2 separate regions of the Homo sapiens genome follow, and region 2 is linked to region 1. A link is a contact called in ENCODE Hi-C or POLR2A ChIA-PET data. All regions are on one chromosome and are shown on one strand. The core of a region is the stretch at or near the end of the contact, and the rest is flanking DNA. Distances in the headings are between cores, read along the strand shown. Region 1 overlaps SEC31A (SEC31 homolog A, COPII component). Region 2 holds the start of SCD5 (stearoyl-CoA desaturase 5).

The links. A loop is a pair of places that touch in the nucleus more often than their neighbours do. ChIA-PET counts read pairs that join two places held with the same protein, here RNA polymerase II (POLR2A). Pooled maps may share reads with other maps.
Region 2: a pooled map shows a loop between it and region 1 (2.1-fold over the local background). The contact joins the promoter of SCD5 here to the enhancer-like site in region 1. A Hi-C loop is called at or near these places in 1 of 50 pooled maps. POLR2A ChIA-PET finds 5 or more read pairs at or near these places in 4 of 52 experiments (GM10248, PC-9, Panc1 and 1 more).

Annotation. Positions count from the first base shown.
Region 1 is chr4:82,861,787-82,868,118 of GRCh38, forward strand. It overlaps SEC31A (SEC31 homolog A, COPII component), which reads right to left. Exons shown (of 27, transcript NM_001077207.4): 9 at 5,369-5,530; 10 at 5,022-5,174; 11 at 2,576-2,812; 12 at 1,532-1,606; 13 at 748-786. Among named protein-coding and RNA genes, the nearest start is that of SEC31A, 26 kb to the right of the region's middle. Within about 2 kb of position 4,010, at least 6 of the 41 ENCODE cell types and tissues checked have a DNase peak (open chromatin) inside an H3K27ac peak, as active enhancers do.
Region 2 is chr4:82,795,460-82,801,791 of GRCh38, forward strand. SCD5 (stearoyl-CoA desaturase 5) reads right to left here and starts at 3,337. Exons shown (of 5, transcript NM_001037582.3): 1 at 2,847-3,337. The coding sequence starts at 3,078. RefSeq lists enhancers at 1,563-2,084, 3,061-3,778, 3,779-4,495 and silencers at 2,893-2,942, 3,273-3,692.

The DNA of each region.
Region 1 (6,332 bases), core at 2,760-5,259:
GACCCAACCAACAACATTCAGAGCTAGTTTAATCATAAGAAGCAACAGTGAGTAAATTTATTTGAGAAATACCATTAGAGGAAAAGCAAAGAACTATTACTGCTAACACTTTCCCATTCTTTTTTTTTTTTTTTTTTTTTTTTTTGAGACCGAGTCTCACTCTGTCGCCCAGGCTGGAGTTCAGTGGCACGATCCCGGCTCACTGCAACCTCCGCCTCCCAGTTCAAGCAATTCTCCTGCCTTAGCCGCCCAAGTAGCTGGGATTACAGGCATGTGCCACCACGCCCAGCTAATTTTTGTATTTTTAGTAGAGACAGGGTTTCACCATGTTGGTCAGGCTGGTCTTGAACTCCTGACCTCAGGTGATCCACCTGCCTCGGCCTCCCAAAGTGCTGGGATTACAGGCATGAGCCAACACACCCGGCCCACTTTCCCATTCTTTCCTACCATTTTTTTTTTCCTGGCCAAAAAAAAAAAAAAAAATTTTATCTTAAGTATTTGAGTAGTCATTAATTCTGTTTTTCCTGCTTTACAAAATTCAAATATGTATGTCAAGAGAAAGGAATGCTCTACCAGCTAAGCTCATGTTATTTTAAAATGAGAATTATTAATTTATTAAAATATCTAGAATAAGCATTTATTTTTATACCATAAAGCATAAAACACAAATTTCTTAAATGATATTTCCTTCTTCGTTATGACCTAGCCAAAGTTTTAGAAGGTAGCTATTTTTAAAGGCCTTCTTACCACATTGGCTCCATCCACTTTGTTCAAGGCCAAAGCAATCTGAAATAAAAATAACAGCTCACCTACTACATGGAATTCTATTTCAGAGCATCCAGCAAATGTTCACCTCTTGCTTCTCACTGGCGAAAATCCACAAAAGTTCTTATAGGAATAGTATGTTTAAAAAAATTAAAAAAGCTATGCAGAACTGGTTCTCCATGGTGCTAGCTTCTTTCACATGGAAGTAATTAGAAATAATCCGACAATCATTCTATTTCCTCATTTTTTGCCATCAGGCATGCAAGTAAAACTTTCATATCAATCTCTTACAAGCCTAAAAAAGTTACAGCCTCAAGAAGTTTAGACTACTAATAAAGTTAAATATAAAACTCTAAAGGAGTGAGCAAAGACATAGCCACTAAGCAGTGGGGTTGTGATGTGATCTTAGTTAGTTCTGCCTGACATCAAAAGAGCACTAATCTTCAATATGCACTTAAAGTGCACAGTATACCTCTACCACACATGCAACAACCTGCAATGCTATAGAAAACTCTAGCCATTTCCAAAGAATGATGAAAGGCTAATACAAGTTACATAGTCATTTATCAATATGTATTCAAAACTCTGGCAACCACTGTGGGTAATGATGGAGAATAAGAAAAAGAAAAAGGGAAAAAACGCTGGCAACCAAACACAAATTATTATTAAATGTTTATTGGGTGATTTGAGATAATCTGTGTAGAACTTTATTTTTTAAAAGTATGATTCATAAAGAGCATGCCATCTAACTTTCCCAAAAGTTTACCTTCTTTCCTAGATCTTCTTTTCTGTATCCTAGAAGTTCAAGGTATTTTCCACGAGAATCATCCTCAAAGTTTACCTTTAAAAAAAAAGACATATTCTTAAAACAAAGACCTACATTTAAAGGCCGAATTTTTATAAGAATGAATCAAATTCCAAAGAGAATTATTAAAAATATCTGAAGTCTACATTCTAAAGATTCACTGTTTGAAGGAATCCAAAGAATAGTGGGTTTTTTTGTTTTTTATTTGGAGACCCAGCCTCAGGAGGTCCTGAGAACATGTGCCCAGAATTATTTTTTTAAATAAGTTATTTATTAATAGTAAATATACTAGTAATTAATTATCCTGGTTGAATAAAGCTTACTTTTGAACAGTAATTTCTGTAAATACAAACTTATGTCCAAAGGTTAAACTGATACAAAACTCAAACTATGTGGAATATTCTATGTCCTAAAATTCTTTCCCAAAATTATTACAAAATATAAATTCTTTAATTTTATACTTTAACCTAACTGTATTCAAGACTGCTTTACCTTTGAAAAACCAGTACCGTATAAAGAAACAGACATTCCAGTGGAGGCAAAATGACCAACCAGGAAATTCTATTTGTTATTCTAATCTAACTCCTCTTAAAGTAAAAGGAAAAATGCCTCCAACCTCTCTCCTCTATTCCTCTTCCTCTTTTTTCATTTTCCTTAACTAGATCTACTATAGATGTTAAATATTCTGTTTTCATTATAGTAAACTCTATGTACTCATCTTCAAAATAGGTGTGCTGACTATGTCGCTCTCCTCTAAACAGACCTATTATTATTTTTTTTTACTTATTAAAAATGTATTTCATATTACACTTTTCAAAGCAGAGAAGGAAAAACTCTGGACATAAGTTAGGTTGTATGCTCTTTATAAGGCTTCTTAATTTCATGATGAATTGCTGAAATCACACTTTTTCAATTGTTTCTTTAATAGGAGGACAGATTTAGAATATAAAGGAACAGTTAAATTTGCAGATAATGAAATAATATAGCTTTAAACAGCAACTTTACCTTCAAAAAGGACCACACATTTTTCTCAAATTCAGTCTGAGAAGCATCAATTTTTTTTTGGCAATAATTGATAAATCCTTGTGACTGCACAGCCTGCTGAAGTTGGTCTGATCGGCTGAGGAACTCCTTTTCTGTTACAACCTGACTAATGAACACATGGTGCTGCTGCTGCTGCTGCTCAGCTCCCTGATGAGAAGGCATTCTGACATTCTCAAACGTAACCAGTTTGCCTCCAAACTATAAAAGAGAGAATGAACAAACTCAGTGTTAACCCAAGGATATGGCCAAAAAAAGTGCTTATAAAGTGGCCTAAACAGATAATCTGGATGAAATTAGTTGATACAACCTCTCATGCGCCACAGTCTGACACCACTTCAATTTCTGTTCTAGATGAAATGTACTTTTTTGGTTTTTTGGTTTTTTTTTTTTTGAGACAGAGTTTCGCTCTTAGTCACCCAGGCTGGAGTGCAAAGGTGGGATCTTGGCTCACTACAACCTCTGCCTCCTGGGTTCACGTGATTCTCCTGCCTCAGCCTCCTGAGTAGCTGGGATTACAGGTGCCGGCCACCATGCCTGGCTAACTTTTGTATGTTTAGTAGACAGGGTTTCACCATGTTGGCCAGGCTGGTCTTGAACTCCTAACCTCAAGTGATCCACCCAGATAGAGAAGACCAGATAGGACGATGAGAAGATTAAGCAGATCCAAAGAACAGACTTACGAGTGACATAAAACATATTCAAAGGTCCATTTTAGGAAGATTAATCTTGGAATATGTAGTAGAGATTAGAGGGGGAAAAGACAAGCAACAAATATGAAATCAAGCTATTAGAAGTTTGGCATGAAAGAATTAGGCAAGGTATCAGCAATGTAAAAGGAAGAAACAAACAAAAAGTGCTAGAGAGGATGTGGAGAAACTAGAACCCTTGTGCACCACTAGTGAGAATGTAAAATGGTAAAACGGCTATAAAATGGTATGGAGGTTCTTCAAAAACTTAAAAATAGAACCATCCTATGATCCAGCAATCCCACTTCTGGGTATATGTCCCAAAAAACTGAAAGCAGGATCCCAAAATGATAATTACAAACCCATGTTCACCACAGCATTTATTCACAATAGCCAAAAGGTGGAAGCAACCAAAATGACCATCAAATGAATGGATAAAAAAAAATGTGGTATATATATATATATATATATATATATATATATATATATATATATATACAATGCAATATTATTTGGCCTCTAAAAAGAAGTAAATTCTGTCACACTACAACACAGATAAACCTTGAGGACATTAAGCTAAGTAAAATAAGCCAGCCACAAAAAGACAAGTACTGCATGATTCCATTTATATGAGTAATTTAAAGTAGAAAACTCCTAGCAACAAAGTAGAATGTGGTTACCAGGGATTCAAGGGAAACAGGAAATGGGGAGCTGTTGTTCAAGGGCACAGAGTTTCAGTTTTGCAAGATGAGAAAGTTCTAGAGATCTGTTGCACAACAACGTGTATATAGTTAACACTACTGTAGTATATATTTAAAAATGGTTGTAGTGTATATTTTAAAATGGTTAAGATAGTAAATTTTATATTATGCATTTTTTACAATTAAAATTTTATATTATGCATTTTTTACCATTAAAAAAAGCTGGCAATTAAAAAAGAAAGCTAAAAGGATGAAGAAGAGGGAGGACACTCCCTGCAAAAAGAAAAGAAAAAAAGAAGAAAAGAAAAGAAAAAGAAGGGAGGGAGGGAGGGAAAGAGAGACAGAGGGAGGGAAAGAGAGACAGAGAGAGAGAGAAGGAAGACAAATTTAAAAGGGAGGAGGGCCGGGTGCAGTGACTCATGCCTGTAATCCCAGCACTTTGGGAGGCCGAAGCGGGTGGATCACCTGAGGTCAGGAGTTCAAGACCAGGCCAGTCAACATGGTAAAACCCCATCTCTACTAAAAATACAAAAACCAGCCAGGTGTGGTGGCACGTGCTTGTAATCCCAGCTACCCAGGAGGCTGAGGCAGGAGAATCGCTTGAACCAAGGAGGCGGAGGTTGCAGTGAGCCAAGGTTGTGCCACTGCACTCCAGCCTGTACAACAGAGTGAGACTGTCTCAAAAAAACAAACAAACAAACAAAAAAATGGAGGAGGGGAGGAATATAAAGTGTTGGCTACACAACAACAATGTAAATGTACTTAATGCCATTGAACTGTATATTTAAAAATGAACAAAATGATCAATTTTATGTATATTTTACCATGATTTTTAAAAAAGGGAAAAAAAAGAGTAGGTTCCAATTTTTCAGAGAAACCATTTTGAATGATGAAATACCCACAAGTACATCTCAAATCCCAACTTAAACCCTGATTGCTTCCATCAGAGTGACTCTATAATAACACTTTGGTATAAAAAGTCCTTTGTGCCTATGGACCATAAAAACAAAATCCACCTACTGAAAAAGAAGCACCAACAGGCCTTCGAATCCACTTGGGCGGCTTCTTCAGAGGCAGCACTATACTATGCTGAGCAGTCTGCTGTGGAATTTGTAACGGAGGAAGGGGCTGTCCTGTGCCAAAGGGATCAAGATTCCCAAAAGATGATGAAAGCTAAAAAAGATAATAATAACATAAGCATCCGACCATACACAAAGTTTCATTTTTTTCCAGTCATATCCAAAAAAATTTTTGATCACAATTGTCCAATTAACCAGCATTGTTAATCAGTGAAGTCATTTCAAAATATTACACAACACATACTTTTTTCAGGCATTATAATAGAAAACTTTAACACTTCCTATTACCTTGTCAACTTGTTTCTGTCTTAAACCATCTGTGCTACCTCCCATGATAGAATAAACACTGATACGCCCATCAAACGAAGCAGCTGATAAGACAGCAGGATTTCGGGGACACCACTGAATATCGAAGCACCACTGTGTGTTGGTGGGAAGTTCATATAACACCTAGGCCAACAAAAAACAAACAACAAAACTCAGAAAATGGTATGGCCACTTTGTAACCAAAACACCTGAATTAATGTGGTCAACAAGTATAGTTAAATTGAATATTTTTTTGTAGAAAGTATCTTTAGCCAGGAAAAAGAATACTAAGATTTTTTAAAGTGCAAGAATGATCCATTACGATGACCTATTCTGATTAACAGGAATGCAGCTTAAAATTTCAATCAGATTTGAATAAACGCATTTTAAAAACTGAGGCTTTTCTGTGTTCAAAATAATGGATGCATTTGAAAGACCAGCACACTCTATTAGAGTCAACTTTTTTTTTTCTTTTTTGAGACAGGGTCTCGCTCTGTCGCCCAGGCTGGAGTGCAATGGCAGCAGCCTCAGCTCACTGCAACCTCCACCTCCTGGGCTCAAGCAACTATTCTGCCTCAGCCTCCCAAGCAGCTGGGATTACAGGCGCCCATCATCATGCCCGGCTAATTTTTGCATTTTTAATAGAGATGGCGTTTCACCACGTTGGCCAGGCTTGCCTTGAACTGCTGACCTCAAGTGATCCGCCCGCCTTGGCCTCCCAAAGTGCTGGGATTACAGGCGTGAGCCACCGCACCCGGCCTAGGGCCAACTTTTTAAACTCTAAAAGATTAGTGATGTCCTGTCCAATTGTTTTTGTCTGGTAAGACCCAAACAACAACCATATTTAGGTTACTTGAGGATCAAATTTTAAAATCAATCTTGAGAAGGAAGAATTCACTAAGAAATCTGACTTTTAATCACGAGAGAAAACATGTACTATACACAA
Region 2 (6,332 bases), core at 2,087-4,586, 67 kb before region 1:
TGCTTACTATGTAGCCTAGCCATCAGCACAGCTGATCTTAGCTGGTCTCTGATTGTCCCTCATTTCTTCCCTCAAAAGCTATTCATGAGACTGGGTACAGTGGCTCACGCCTGTAATCCCAGTACTTTGGGAGGACTGCTTGAGCCCAGGAATTCAAGACCGGCCTGGGCAACATGGTGAGACCCCCATCTCTACAAAAAAATGAAAAAGAAAATAGCCAGGTGTGGTGGTGCACACCTGTAGTCCCAGCTACTTGGGAGGCTGCGGTGGGAGCATTGCTTGAGCCCAGGAGACTGAGACTGCAGTGAGCTATGATCGTGCCACTGCACTCCAGCAAGACCCTGTCTCACAAAAAAAAAAAAAAAAAAAAAAAAAAGCAGCAGAGGCAGTAGCTATTCATCAGATAAGACCCATTGTTTGGACTGTTTCTAAGTCACAATTTTGGACCTTAAAACTCTAATATCTACCATTGTCTGCTATTTTTTTTTTTAGGGAGGCAATGAAGGTGGGGAGAGAATTAAGACTTACGGGCCGGGCGCAGTGGCTCACGCCTGTAATTCCAGCAGTTTAGGAGGCTGAGGTGGGTGGATCACGAGGTCAGGAGATTGAGACCATCCTGGCTAACACGGTGAAACCCCATCTCTACTAAAAATACAAAAAATTAGCCGGGCGTGGTGGCGGGCACCTGTAATCCCAACTACTTGGGAGGCTGAAGCAGGAGAATGGTGTGAACCCAGGAGGCGGAGCTTGCGGTGAGCCGAGATCGCACCACTGCACTCCAGCCTGGGCGACAGAGCGAGACTCTGTCTCAAAAAAAAAAAAAAGACTTAGGAAATAGCAGATGAAGCACAGGCAGAATTTATCCAGGAAGGTATGGAATGGGGTTTGGGACATGAGTCACAAAGGGGAAACCAGATTCCTTCAGTGTGTTAACTTCTCTAAGGAAGCTAGAGGACACTGGGGCCTGGGAGGTGTCCTCTAAGCCAAGATCTTTCAGAACAAAGGTTCTATCTTCACCACAGAGAGCGGTCCGGAAAGGGCAGAGGTGACCTGGCAAACTTGGAGAGAGGGGCCTTGTCCTTGTGGCTCCTGGTCCAGTGCCAGGGTCTTGGGGCTCAGAGGCTGTAAGAAGTGGAGCCAGTGAGCCCTAGGCATGTAAGATAATATTTTAAGTGCTCACTTTTCCCTGAGCACTCTCTGAACACCACAGCTATTAAAGATAAGCCTCAATCCCCTAGAGGTCACCAGGCTCTGAGGACCAAGCCCAGCCCTGCCTCTGGAAGCAGGGGGGAGAGAGGAGCTTGTTGGAGAACTCTGGGCAATAAGGGCTTTGGTTGGCAGTGTCGGAGTGTGTTGATGAAGCAACAGCTGAACATCATACAGTCTACAGTCAGTTGGAGAATTAAACCAACACATAAAGGTGATGGTGAAAAGGACACAGAAATGAGGAGGTGCACTGAGAGAAGGAAAGATGAAGCAGGAGATTTCCCAGAGCTTTGGGGAGACTTTAAAGGCTTTAGGGATCCCCAAAGATCCTACCTCTCTCACCATCCGTCAACTCTGCTATGCCCTCCCTGAGCCACACCCCCTAAGAGGTACCCACTTCTGGATGGGTTTACTTCCAAGAGCAGGGACTGCAGGATTTCAAGGGAAGGCTTGGAACCATAGTGGCCCCATTATCTACCTAGGCATTTGCAGCTGGCACCATGCCAAAAAAGCCCTGTAGAAAGAGGTCTTATTTTCTTCCTTCCTCTTCCCCTCTGGAAATAAAAGTAGGTTGTGTTTCTCCTGCCCGCCCCTAGAGATCAGGGAAACGGGAGCTGGAAGGGCATCTTGGATTACCTCGTCAAATTCTCACTCAGCATATCAATGCCTGTGCCTTTTGTCCTGGCTACTGCCGCTTCAGTAAAGGAGGCCAAAACCAGTTATTGCGGCCAGGGCGGCTGCGAAGTGGTTCAAAGATCAACGACTGGGGTCGTGTAGGGTGGGCACGCAGTCCCTGGGGCCCAGGGGAAGGGGAATGGTGGTCGGCGCCCGGGCTCCCTTCCCTACTGGCAGGAGTGGGGGTGCACGGAAGGAGGGTACCAGGAGAGCCACAGGTTCCCACTGGCCACATGGGAACAGGGTTTGGAGAAGGCTCTGCACAGCCACAGTCGGAGCTTCGTGCTAGGGTCAGACCGCTCTCGCCATGGGATCGGTTTGCTCACCGAGAAACTTCACCGAGAACTGCAAATGGGCATAGAAGATTGCGGAGGGGGCAGGGACAGGGGCCTTGGAGAGGCAAGAGGGGAACCGGTATCTTCCATCTGGTGCGCGTAAACCAAGACTCTATCCTGTGCCGGGTCTCTCCTCCCCGGTCCAACTCCCTTACTTGTCCTCATCTCTGTCCCCAAGGTCCGTGACCCGCGGAGGTGATGGGGGGGATAGGAGAGCCCCAGGGACCGCAGAGGTGACACAATCGCCCGCCCGTCCTCCCTCGCTGGGAGCCGATTCAGCCTGTGCCGAGCCTCTCCCTTCGCGCGCCTCTGCGCACAGCGGTGGCACCGCAGGACTCCGGGTCCCCCCCGGCTCTCCATCGGGAAGCCGGCAAATGCGCTTCCTCAGGCAGACCGCGGCGGGGTGGGGGCGGGGGGGGGGCGGAAGTTGAAATACTGGGACAGAAACACCTGCCCGTCCCAAGGGACGGAAAACTGGATGCCAAGGGGGCCGCGGCGCGCAGCGGGAGGCGAGGGGAGACCGGGGGTCGCTGCGCACCGCCCGCAGCCGAGGGGCGAGCGGCGACCTCGCGCGCCCCAGCGCGGCCTGGCCACGGAGGCCGGGGCGCAGGGGGCGCCGGCGGGACTTACCCCAGAGCAGAGTGAGTGGCTTGGCTTTGGGGATGAGCACCAGGGAGTACACGGCCCCCAAGTGGAGCAAGCTCATCAGGACGACATTCCTCCAGACGATGTTCTGCCGCTGCCCGCGCGCGCCTGGCCTCTCCGGGCCGCCGCCGCCCTCAGAGCTTTCGAGCCCGGCACGGATTTCTTCCTTGGCGTCGCAGAAAGGGATCTTCCCCGCGTCGGTGGCCGGGCCTGGCATGGCTGGGCGAGGTGGGCGCCCGCAGCAGCGGCAGGCAGGCAGGCGCTCTGCCCGAGCGGAGCTCGAGGGTGGGGGCGGGGGCTTCTGCCTTTTAGGGGGGAATTCTCCGCACGTCCAGTCCCCTCCTTCCAGCCCTTCTCCCGGGCTCCTGCGCTCTTCCCCAGGGTCTTAGCGTGGCCTAGGGATGCAGATCTTGGCGGCCGGCGTCTGTTGCTGGCGTATCCCCCATATGGCTGCCCGGGCTGAACTCGGCCGCGAGAAAGAGGAGGCGCGCGCGGGGCGGGAGGGGCGCGCGGCCGGGGAGGAGGAGCTGTGAAAATGGAACGGGGCCGGCGACGCTGGAGGGAGCGCTCCGAAGGAGCGCGGAAGAAAGCCCTGCTTAGCTACAGCCAATCAGGAGCGCCCGTGCGGCGCTTATAGACAAAGGCGCCCCCCTTTCGGCTTTTCGGGGCCGAACTGGGGAGCCCGCTGGGCGGGAGTTGGCCGCCTCCGCCCGGGGGCGGGTGGAAGGTGGCTCCCGGGGCAGGGAGCCTGCAGGGCGGCTCACAGCGCTTCTGCTCTTGTGTGTGTGTGACCCCCAAAATGCCTTTTATGGTATTTTTCCAGTCCCCCCCCCAAAAAAAAACTTCCCGAAACTGTCATCCCTTTGAGAAGCCTTTTATTTCTTCTCAAGCCTCAGGCCACCTGGGTTGGAGAATTTTAAATACTTGCTTGGAGTCGCGACCCTAGTTAAGGCCAGACCCACGATGAGAATCAGAAGTCCCTCAATCTGCCAGTTAGTAGGGCTCCTCGGGCCAGGGGAGGGTTGGAAGGCAGCTGCTCGTTCTTAATTAGGCAGCTGTGGATTACCCAGGCACACAGTAAGTGCTCAGTTGGTGCTTGTGAGGTGATGCACAGATGATTTGGGCCAGTTCGCTGCCCACCCTTTGCCCATCCGCCGCGCCACTCTGTTTATGGTCAATTCTAGCTAATCAGCGCACTTCTGCAACGCCTCCTTAGCTCTCAGTGAGGAACACTACCCTGAAATCAACACCATTGAGAATCGGGCTTTACAAAAAAATCACCCAGAATGTTCCAAGGAAAATTAACCTGTGAAAGATTTGTGTCTGCCCACTTCTCTCCTAGAGCTGATGGCTTAAGAGCTCTCCAGAGAGGACCCTAGTTGCACAGAAAATGGAGGGAGGATTGAGCTGGAAGTGTCTGAAGCAGGTGTGACCGCAATTGCGGGCAGGCAGCAGAAGTAAAAGGGCTCGGGACAGCATCTCTGAGTTCTAGTTTTAACTGGCTGGAACCCAGCCCAACTCTCTGGGCACGGATTTCCTTACCTGAGAAGCAGAACTAGTTTCTACTCTTCCTTCCAGCTTCCATATTCCATGAATGTGAGTTCGAAGGGGCGCCATTATATTGACCAAAACCAGCTGATTTTTAGATTAACCGTTGTTAGGAATCATTTCCAGGATTTCAAGAGAGGCAAAAAAATTTAAAAGACTGACTGCATGAAAGGGCCATGCATAAGCATCTTATTGTTAGCAGACCTGAGCCAGTCCTAGCAGCCAGACAAAACAATGCCTGATTTAAGCTAAAGCAAGGTATGTGGCACTTGTGGAATCTAGGCCACTGAGTCAGTGTTACTGTGTTGCTTCAGACGGAGCTGAAATTATAGAATTTGCCTGGAGACCAGATAAATGTCGGCCCTATATAATGACCAGTCAGACAGTGGAACATGAAGCTGGAGGGTGCGATTTTCATCTGTCTGTTCAACCTGGGCTATGTAATGAACCACGTTTTCTTCTCATGCTCCCTCTGCTCCCCATACCCAGCAGACCTTCCTACTCCCTGTGGCTCTCTAGTTCAGACTGTCCTTTCTCTCTGGGGTAGACTAGTTGCTCGGCCAAAAGCCTCTCTCCGGGTTATTGGAAAGGCTCAATGCTGTAAAGACCCTCATTCTAAACATTCAGTCATTTATTTGGCATTTATTGGGCATCTGCTATGTGCCAGGACCAGTGGGCACAGGGGATCCAAGGATGAATAAAGTCTGGTCCCGCCCCTAAAGGAGCTCCCATCTAGAAGCAAAGATGGAGCAAACAAATGTAACCTCTTGACTATGACCTTGGAAGGGCAGAAAGTTACAGTCCATTATCGGAAAAAAAAATTTAATTAGGTATCAAACTTACATACAAGGAGTCTAAGGGAAGCAAAAATAGTTCCTTATTGTCCCCCCTGAGAACCTTATTAGGTCAGCTGTTCTATCTTGAATCCATCTTTTGTTTGTTTGTTTGTTTTTGTTTTTGAGACGGAGTCTCGCTCTGTTGCCCAGGCTGGTGTGCAGAGGCCTGATCTCGGCTCACTGCAAGATCTGCCTCCCGGGTTCACGCCATTCTCCTGCCTCAGCCTCCCGAGTAGCTGGGACTACAGGTGCCCGCCACCACGCCCGGCTATTTTTTTTTTTTTTTTTTTTTTTGTATTTTTAGTAGAGACGGGGGTTTCACTGCGTTAGCCAGGATGGTCTCGATCTCCTGACCTTGTGATCCGCCAGCCTTGGCCTCCCAAAGTGGTGGGATTGCAGGCGTGAGCCACTGTGCCCGGCCCTTGAATCCATCTTGAATGAACATCTTTCTCTTTTCCCTCCTGTGGGTCAGACCAGGTATGACCAGTCATTTCAGCTGGCTGTCCTCATAATGGAGAAGATGTTTTTGTGTGTTGAGGGAGGAAAGAAGTGTTACTTAGGTTTGTCAGAGCCTGCCTATAAAAGGATTGTTGAAGAAAAATGGTCCTTCCAGGTCCAGCCTCAGAGTGAAACATCTACAAGATCCAAGATATATTCTTGCTGATAACGACGGTCCTCTTTAGCCAATTATGCCATAGGGGTCACTGCCTCTTTTCTCTGTCTTGCCAAAGACCCTAGTATATTTTCCTAGCTTCTAGTCAGGACCCCAGGAGTGGATAAGTATTCACCTGTCCCAGGATGGGGCAAATGGGACAGTAACCCTTATCCTGTCAAACACGTAATTACCAAAAATGTAATAAGAGCCATAATGGTGGTATACGCAAGATAATGTAGAGGTGCAAAGGAGGGAGTTGTTAATTCACACAGAAGCAGGGAGGAGGGGGAGTGATACCTGGGGAAGGATTTTTAAAAAATATTTAATTGTGGTAAAATACATGTAACATAAAATGTATGTAACAAAATTTACCACTGTAACCGTTTTTAAATGTACAGTTCAGTAGTGTTAACTATATATGCACATTACTGT